2 separate regions of the Homo sapiens genome follow, and region 2 is linked to region 1. The links are chromatin loops, found by intact Hi-C in ENCODE. Cell type or tissue: CD14-positive monocyte. All regions are shown on one strand. Region 1 overlaps ZNF713 (zinc finger protein 713). Region 2 has its middle 5.1 kb from the start of MRPS17.

Region 1 (5,000 bases):
TAATAGACCTTTAGGTTGTTTTCTTTCTTGCTTGCTTGCTTTTATAGACAACAGCAAACACTGTTAGACATACAGTTTTTGAATGATTTTGCCTGATTAGTTCCTTAGGAAAAGTGTAATTGCAGGGTCAAAGAAAAGGCAAAACACTGTCCAGGAAGGTTGTATCAATTTATATATTCATCACCAATACATGAGACCATTAACCAATGTCAGGCTTTGTTCTTTTGAAATACATAAACATATTTAATCATTGCTTTAACATGCACTTCTTAGATATATGGGACAGAAGTATTTATATTTTAGCTTTATTTTTTAAATAAATTACCCTTTCGTGTCATCTGTCCATTTTTCCACTATTGTGTTTTTCTTGACAATAGTGATTTCTTGATTTGCAAGAGGTCTTTAGACAGAAGGTAGTATAAAGTAAAGGGATTAACTCAGCAGAACTGGATGATCCAAACCCTGAACATTTCAAGGAAAGGTACCCTGGCCTGCCTCCTTGGGAGACAACCTCTAAACCCCTGGAATATCCTGCCAGTTAAGAGTGTCTTTGTTTGCCTGAGGCCATGGGACATGTTCAGATGTTAATGCTAATAAAGGGACCCTGTTATGTTGAGAACTGCAGGCCATGTGGTAGCTCCTCCTCTGAAAGGGCTGGAGAGTGAAGGTCAGCCACAAGGGTGGTCAAGCCAAGCCCACATGACTGGTGTTGGGGCTCAGAAAATGATACTGCAAATTAAAGGCCTCAAAAGCACAAGTTTCTCTCTGGCCTTCTCCTGCCCTCCTTTCTCTCACCCCTCATTCTCCCCTTAGAGTAGGCTTAGAAACTAAAATACCCCTTCCCCAAGGCAGGTCATAGAAACAACAACCCTTGGCCAGGTGTGGTGGCTCATGCCTGTAATCCCAGCAATTTGGGAAGCCAAGGTGGACGGATCATTTGAGGTCAGGAGTTTGAGACCAGCCTGGCCAACATAGTGAAATGCTGTCTCTACTAAAAATATAAAAATTAGCCTGGTGTGGTGGCGGGTGCCTGTAATCCCAGCTACTCGGGAGGCTGAGGCACAAGAATGGCTTGAACCCGGGAGGCGGAGGTTGCAGTGAGCCAAGATCGCGACACTGTACTCCAGCCTTGGCAACCAGCAAAACTCAGTCTCAAAACAAACAAAAACAAAACAACAAAAAACAGGAATGCTTTTTCTCCAAAGCCAGTCATAAAACCTAAAAATATTACCCTAATTCCCTGCCTTCTGTATAATAACTGGCCATAAATACATTATATGACCTACCTTGTTTCATTGTAGGTCATAAGATCCTCATTCTAGAGTGGTCTTACCCCACACTGGGTAGGAAGGAATACTTCCCAAAGAGAACAAGGAGAATCTGAACACCCAGGCCTGGCTGCATTTCCCCATTCAATCTATAGCATGAGATCATACTCTTTTTGTCCAATCATATTTATACATGGATGTCCATTCCTAAGCATAAACTGTATGTTTATGTTTATGTTTCCCTGTATCTTTGGGTCTTCAGTCTGAAGGCTCCCATGTCACATAAAACTATGATCAAATTAGTCCGGGCGCGGTAGCTCACGCCTGTAATCCCAGCACTTTGGGAGGCTGAGGCGGGCAGATCATGAAGTCAGGAGATCAAGACCATCCTGGCTAACACGGTGAAACCCCGTCTCTACTAAAACTACAAAAAAATTAGCCGGGCGTGGTGGCGGCCGCCTGTAGTCCCAGCTACTCGGGAGGCTGAGGCAAGAGAATGGCGTGAACCCGGGAGACGGAGCTTGCAGTGAGCAGAGATCACACCACTGCACTCCAGCCTGGGTAAATTTGTATGCCTTGTCTCCTATTACTCCGCCTTTTTTTTTTTTTTTTTCCCAAACAATTTCACTCTTGTTGCCCAGAATGGAGTGCAATGGCATGATCTCGGTTCACTGCAACCTCACCTCCCAGGTTCAAGTAATTCTCCTGCTTCAGCCTCCCGAGTAGCTGGGATTATAGGCTTCCGCCACCACGCCCGGCTAATTTTGTATCTTCAGTAGAGACGGGGTTTCTCTATGTTGGTCAGGCTGGTCTCAAACTCCCGACCTCATGTGATCCAATCGCCTTGGTCTCCTAAAGTGCTGGGATTACAGGCGTGAGCCACCGCGCCCAGCCTATTCTGCTTTGTTTTTTTTTTTTTTTTTTTTTTTGGTCAGTGCTTTTCAGCAAACCTTCAGAGGGCAAAGGGGAAGTTATAAAACTATTACCAAATAAACTTGTTATGCTTTTCTCTTGTTAACCTGTGTTTTGTTATAGGGTTTTCTGTCATGACCCTTATGATAGGGAGAAAAGGGATCACCCCTACACCAGTCCCCAATTAAAACCCTGAACACCAAGCTTGAGTGAGCTTCCCTGGTTCTGTATGGCACGAACACAAATCTCTCACACGTTGTTCCTGGGGTTTTTTTTTTTTTTTTTTTTTTTTTTTGAGATGGAGTCTCACTCTGTCGCCCAGGCTGGAGTGCAGCGGCGCGATCTCGGCTCACTGCAAACTCCGCCTCCCGGGTTCACGCCATTCTCCAGCCTCAGCCTCCTGTAGCTGGGACTACAGGCGCCCGCCACCAGGCCCAGCTAATTTTTTTGTAGTTTTAGTAGAGACGGGGTTTCACTGTGTTAGCCAGGATGGTCTCGATCTCCTGACCTCGTGATCCGCCTGCCTAGGCCTCTCAAAGTGCTGGGATTACAGGCATAAGCCATTGCACCCAGCCACTTGTGATTTTTATAAACAAGGGTTTACTACTTCCCACTTTAGATTCATAGATGACAGTCTATCTTAGTTGAGATTTACTTTTTTTCTATGATTTAATTTTTTTCTATTAAATAAGTGGACATCATTTCTCTTAATCTTTTTTCTCTCCTGATTTCTATTTTCATACTTTGCCTTGCAAGTCACATTATACTTTTGTTCCTGCAAACCATTATATATCATGAACTAGTGTGGGTGAAATAAAAATTACATTTTGCAGGCGTTTATATACTCAGATGTGTTTCTGTTTATTTATGTTTTTGTTTTGAGACAGGATCTCACTTTATCACCCAGGCTGCAGTGCAGTGGCACCATCATGGCACACTGCAGCCTCAAACGCCTGGGCTCAAGAGCTCCTCCTTCCTCAGCCTTCCCAGTAGCTGGGACCACAGGTGCGCACCACCACGTGTGGCTTTTTGTTGTTGTTGTTGTTGTTGTTGTTATTAGCGACCAGGTCTCACCATGTTTCCCAGGCTGGTCTAGACACAATTTCTATGATTTAATTTTTTTTCTATTAAATAAGTGGACATCATTTCTCTTAATCTTTTCTCTCCTGATTTCTATTTTCATACTTTGCCTTGCAAGTCACATTATACTTTTGTTCCTGCAAACCATTATATATCATGAACTAGTGTGGGTGAAATAAAAATTACATTTTGCAGGCGTAAATGGAGACACAATTCTTCTATTAAATAACCATGTGACTTTGGAAAGGTATTTAGACTGAGCTTTAATTTCGTTCATATTTATATTAGAATGTTGAAACTGAATTATTTCTTAGTTCCTGTATATAAACTTCTAATTGTCCACATTTATTTGCTGATGAACTAATCAAATAGTAACTTTTTCATTTAGTGTTCATTCAAAACTTAATAGTTTAAAACCTTAATCTATGCTAGGAATTGTTCCAAGCATGTGTGGGAGTAGGCACACTCCTTAATTTTTTTTTCTTTTTTTTTTTTTTGAGACAGAGTCTCACTCTGTCGTCCAGGCTAGAGTGCCGTGGCACAATCCAGGCTCACTGCAACCTCCACCTCCTGGGTTCAAGCACAATTCTCCTACCTCAGGCACGTGCCACCACGCCCAGCTAATATTTGTATTTTTAGGAGATGGGGTTTCACCATGTTGCCCAGGCTGGTCTCAAACTCCTGACCTCAGATGATCCATCCACCTCGGCCTCCCAAAGTGCTGGGATTACAGGCATAAGCCACCACGTCCAGCCTCTCCTTAATATTTGATTCTCCTGTGTATCTGTGATACCAGGATAATTCTTCTTATATCTTTATTTAGAATTCTCTTAAGGGATACATTTTTTCTTGTAATAATGATTTAATTGAGGCAGTTTTAATCTTACAGCAGATTAGAATTTTCAACTCATTTTGATGTTGTAACTGTTATGGACTAAATTATATTCCACACCCACAAATTAGTATGTTGAAGTCCTAACCCGCAATGTGACTTTATTTGGAAATAGGGCCTTAAAGGTTGTCATTTTTTTTTTTTTTTTTTGGAGACAGAGTCTCGCTCTCTTGCCCAGACTGGAGTGCAATGGCGTGATCTCGGCTCACTGAAACCTCTGCCTCCCGGGTTCAAGCAATTCTCCTGCCTCAGCTTCCCAAGTTGCTGGGATTACAGGCACCCACCACCACACCCGGCTAATTTTTGTATTTTTACTAGAGATGGGGTTTCACCATGTTGGCCAAGTTGGTCTTGAACTCCTGACCTCAGGTGATCCACCTGCCTCGGCCTTCCAAAGTGCTGGGATTACAGGCATGAGCCACTGCGCCGGGCCTGTAATTAAAGTTAAATGAGGTCATAAAGGTGGGGTCTTAATCCAATAGCAGTAGTGTCCTCATAAGAAGAAGAGGCACAGGAATGCATGCACCCAGTGCAAAGGCCAGCAGAAGAGGACACAGAGAGATGCCAGTCCCTTCTGCAAGCCAGGAAGAGAGGTTCACTGGAAACCAACAGGGCAGGCACTTTGATTTTGAACTTCCCACCTCTAGAACTGTGAGATACCACATTTCTGTTGTTTGCACTCAGTCTGCAGTATTGTACAGCAGACTGAGCAGGCTATGACAGTCACCAAAGATGCATACTCTAAGGTAAAATTAAAAGCATGGTCTTCACAGCTGACATTTCCAATCAGTTGAAAATGACACCAACGTGTTACAAGAACTATAACTCATAAGATTTATATAGTCCTC
Region 2 (5,000 bases), 54 kb before region 1:
GCTCCAAATCAGCTTCTGGAGTGTACTGAACATGCTGATCTTTCTTTTCAGTTGCACAGAACTTTACTATGTGAATGTACAATAGTCTTTTTTTTTTTTTTTTGAGACAGAGTCTCACTCTGTCACTGAGGCTGGAGTGCAGTGGGGTGATCTTCGCTCACTGCAACCTCTGCATCCTGGGTTCAGGTGATTCTCCTCCCTCAGCCTCCCGAGTAGCTGGGATCACAGGCACTCGTCACCATACCCGGCTAATTTTTGTATTGTTAGTAGAGACAGGGTTTCATCTTGTTGGCCAGGCTGCTCTTGAACTCCCGACCTCAAATGATCCACCTGCCCTGACCTCCCAAAGTGCTGGGATTACAGGCGTGAGCCACTGCACCCAGCCTTATTCATTATTGACCTAAAAATATATATTTTTTTCTTACTAGGTACGAGCATATGTACACACACACATATATATGTATGTGTATATAGATTTGTTCCTGTTTAATCAAGAAATAATAAACATTGGGGTGCTAGGCAAGCCAAGTAATCTTGGAAAAAGTTACTTCAACAAAGTAGAAAGATGGTCTAACAGTTAAAATAGTTACTTCAACAAAGTAGAAAGACGGTCTAACAGTTAATTGGCTCTAATGATTACATACAATAATAACCAAGGAGAAGCAGGATTCAACAGTGTGTTTCAAAATGATTAAGCAGCCAAATGTTCTACAATGAAAAGCTGACTACAAAAACTGCACTCTTCACGAAGAAGGAGCTGGATGGCCTTTTGATTATACAAATAAGGAATATAAAGGCTTTGGAATAATGCTAGCTAAAAAGATCATTATGTCCTGTCAAAAAAATGACCAGACAATGGCTAGATACTTTTGGGAAAGTTCAAGTCTCAAAAATTTAAAGTTTATACAAAAGGTCTTAAAATGTCCCACAACACTACAAGTGATATTTTGTTATAAAAGACCAAATAAGAGTTATTTCATTGATGCAAGGTCTTATGGATGACGTGACCAAGGATGAGGCATTGCTAATGCATATGCTACAATTTAGTTTGAGACAGTATTATTATTTTGGGTCTGGTAAGATTGGCAGGCGGATCACAAGGTCGGGAGTTGGAGACCAGCCTGGCCAATATGGTGAAACCTCATCTCTCTTAAAAATACAAAAAAAAAAAAAAAATAGCCGGGCGTGGTGGTGCATGCCTGTAATCCCAGCTACTAGGGAGACTGAAGCAGAAGAATTGCTTGAACCCAGGAGACGGAGATTGCAGTGAGCTGAGATCATGCCACTGCACTCCAGCCTGGACAACAGAGCAAGACTCTGTCTCAAAAAAAAAAAAAAAAAAAAAAGGTCGGGTGCAGTGTGGCTCAGGCCTGAAATCCCAGCACTTTGGGAGGCCAAGGCAGGTGGATCACCTGAGGTCGGAGTTCGAGACCAGCCTGGCCAATATGGCGAAACCCCGTCTCTACTAAAAATACACAAAAGTAGCTGGGCGTGGTAGTGGGCACCTGTAATCCCAGCTCCTTGGGAGGCTGAGGCAAGAGAATTGCTTGAACCTGGGAGGTAGAGGTTGCAGTGAGCTGAGATTGTGCCATTGCACTCCAGCCTGGGTGACAGAGTGAGACTCTGTCAAAAAAAAAAAACATAAACCTAGAAACATATGGAAAATTGGAACCCTGTTCCAATTGGAAAAGTGTTCAAATAAGGATAAGAAAAAAATTAAATCCACGCAGTTAACATTTTTCAACTGGTTTTGGTATAATGATTGTGACATCTGGGTGTATCTTTTCTGTTTCTTGAAGTGTTTAAAGCATTTAATAGAATCTGACAGTTTAGGTTTGGATATAATGAAACATTAAGATCTGTTTACATCTGAAGTTAATGTTTAAAAGAGTAGGCATATCTAATTTTAGAAATTCTTAATTTTTTATTTATTAGTTGCAAATGTCCAAATAAGTAGAGGAATGCTGACTGTTTAAAGAACATCAATTGTTTTCTTAAATAAATACACAGAGTTAGGTGTCGTACCTCATGCCTGTAATCCCAGCACTTTGGGAGGCTGAGATGGGCGGATCCCAAGGTCAGGAGATCGAGACCATCCTGGCTAACATGGTGAAACCCTGTCTCTATTAAAAATACAAAAAATTAGCCAGGCGTGGTGGTGGGTGCCTGTAGTCCCAGCTACTCAGGAGGCTGAGGCAAGAGAATTGCTTGAACCTGGGAGGTAGAAGTTGCAGTGAGCCGAGATCGTGCCACTGCACTCCAGCCTGGGCGACAGAGTGAGACTCCGTCTAAAAAAAAAATACACTGAACATTAATCAAAATACAAATTCTAATGAGTATTTGTATTAGTCTGTTTTCTCACTGCTATAAATACCCAAGATTGAGTAATTTATAAAGGAAAGAGGTTTGACTCACAGTTACACACGGCTGGGGAGGCCTCGGGAAACTTACAATCATGGCAAAAGGGGAAGCAGGCATGTCTTACATGGCGGCAGGCAAGACAGAGTGTGAGTGAGCGAAGCGGAAGTCCCTTATAAAACCATCAGATCTCAAGAGAACTCACTCACTATCACAAGAACAGCATGGGGGAAATGCCCCAATGATTCAATCACTTCCCATTAGGTTTCTCCCTTGACACATGGGGATTACAATTTGAGATGATATTTGGGTGGGGACACAAAGCCAAATCATATCAGTATTTTTCTCCATGCTAACAAGCTCTTTGGACATAAAAGAACCAATGAACAGGACGATTGTTTACTAATACTTTGAGGTTATGAGAAATAGTCACACAGATTTTGGTGTTGAGCAGCAATCTTTCCTTTTATTAAAATTCATATATTTACCAAATGTTTTCAGAGTGTTATAATAGACTGTTCCAGGCACTGTTTATATCTACTGGATTAGGAGTCAAATGACTGATGTTATAGTGACATTTCAGTCAGAGAAACCCTGAATAATAAGTCATCTACTACTATGTGTAGCTTAAGTATTTCTTCTTATAGAAGGACAACAACACCTGGTTGGATGGACCAAAGAAACTGATACAGTGAAAGGGTAATATATTGCTCTCCTAGATAGAAACAAGTCATAACAAATAAGTACTGGAATGTGTACACCTCTGGCTCCCGTACACTGGGGGTACCAGTATTTTGATGTAATGAACATATTTAGGCTTCACTCCTTAACTTGGAACATTTTGAAGAGAACAAAGGACAACATGAGAATGAATCCGCACCAATTTTACTGTACAATTAACATAAACAGAATCATCTGTGACCCTAAGGAATATATAATAGGATTCTAATGTACCATTCCTATGTATGAAGAATTGGTGAAAGTCCTTGGCCAACTGTGGTCGGGTTCAGTCCAGACACCTTTTTTCTGGGATGTCCAAGTTCTGCTCATCCTCTTCTGAGAATTCCATCTTGTTCTTGTTTTTCACCTGTGCTGTGATACAGATACACTGCCTTGTGCTGGAGCCTTTAGAACTCTTTGCAAAATACTTTTTTTTTCCTGGTTGCAAAAGTAAGCTTTTTTTTTTTTTTTTTTTTTTTTGAGACGGAGTCTCACTCTGTCACCCAAGCTGGAGTGCAGTGGCACAATCTCGGCTCACTGCAACCTCTGCCTCCTGGGTTCAAGCAGTTCTTCTGCCTCAGCCTCCCGAGTAGCTGGGACTACAGGTGCGCACCACCATGCCCGGCTAATTTTTGTATTTTTAGTAGAGACGGAGTTTCACCATATTGGCAAGGCTGGTCTCGAACTCCTCACCTCATGATCTGCCCGCCTCAGCCTCCCAAAGTGCTGGGATTACAGGCATGAGCCACTGCGCCCAGCCACAAAATTAAGCTTTGATCAAAGATTTTACCAAGTGTAATTAACCATTACTTTTAAAAAGTACATACTTGGCTGGGTGCGGTGGCTCACGCCTATAATCCCAGCACTTTGGGAAGCCGAGGGCAGGCAGATCACGAGGTCAGGAGTTTGAGACCAGCCTGGCCAACATAGTGAAACCCCCCCCTCTACTAAAAATACAAAAAATTAGCCGGGCGTGGTGACAGGCGCCTGTAATCCCAGCTAATCAGGAGGCTGAGGCAGGGGAATAGCTTGAACCCAGGAGGCGGAGATTGCAATGAGCCAAGATAGTGCCATTGCATTCCAGCTCAGGCAACAGTGCGAGACTCCGTCTCAAAAAACAAACAAACAAAAAAGTACATACCTCTGCTGAGACGTCACCTTCGCTCACTCTCTCCCCTCCTGAAATCTGAGTGCCCTATATCCTGCCTCATTATGGCAAATGAATGTTAAATGTGGCTTTTTTTGGGTGAGGATGCTTCCAGAATTGATTTGCCCTGAAAATGCATCGCCACTGCACACGTTTGGACAAAATACTATTAGAAATCCTCCCTGATTACAGTAACTCAAGGTTTTATTAACTATTTCATACCTACTGTTGCATGGGACAAAAATGCTTTTGAAAAGTTTAATTTCTACAATGAAATGAGTTTTTTTGGGGGGGTTTTATTGTTTTTGTTTTTTAAAGTCCTTAAATCATTTCAGCTTTGACTCAGGGCCTACAAAATCTAGTCCTTTCTCGGGGAGAATAAATCAGGGAAGTCTTGAGCCAGGCTCAAGTTAGAAGAAAGATGAGAAAGCAAGTGGGCTGCACTCCTACCTTAACCTTATGTTTTCTTCAGCCATGCCTGAGAAGACAGAGGAAACCTGAAAACCAAGAAACTGAAGTGTCCCTATGCTTGCAGCTATTCCTGGTTTATGACCGTTTACATTTTGAATGCTTTAAAACATCAAATGTGGGGCCGGGCACGGTGGCTCACACCTGTAATCTCAACTCTTTGGGAGGCTGAGGCGGGTGGATCACCTGAGGTTAGGTGTTCGAGACCAGCCTGACCAATAGAGTGAAACACTGTCTCTATTATAAATACAAAAATTAGCCAGGCGTGGTGGCGCGCACCTGTAATCCCAGATACTCGGGAGACTGA

What was found. A loop is a pair of places that touch in the nucleus more often than their neighbours do. Peaks named below come from ENCODE experiments on the same cell type or tissue, not always from the same donor. Only the 100,000 strongest peaks of a DNase experiment are listed, where the experiment ranks them.
Region 2: a loop joins it to region 1, with 4 times the contacts of the local background. A loop is called at or near these places in 38 of 110 quality-filtered maps.

The regions. Positions count from the first base shown.
Region 1 is chr7:55,889,753-55,894,752 of GRCh38, reverse strand. The region is part of intron 1 of ZNF713 (zinc finger protein 713); the gene reads right to left. Among named protein-coding and RNA genes, the nearest start is that of ZNF713, 4.8 kb to the right of the region's middle. In CD14-positive monocyte, no CTCF peak of the experiment used is centred here; no DNase peak of the experiment used is centred here.
Region 2 is chr7:55,944,249-55,949,248 of GRCh38, reverse strand. No RefSeq gene overlaps it. Among named protein-coding and RNA genes, the nearest start is that of MRPS17, 5.1 kb to the left of the region's middle. In CD14-positive monocyte, no CTCF peak of the experiment used is centred here; a DNase peak (open chromatin) is centred at 2,518.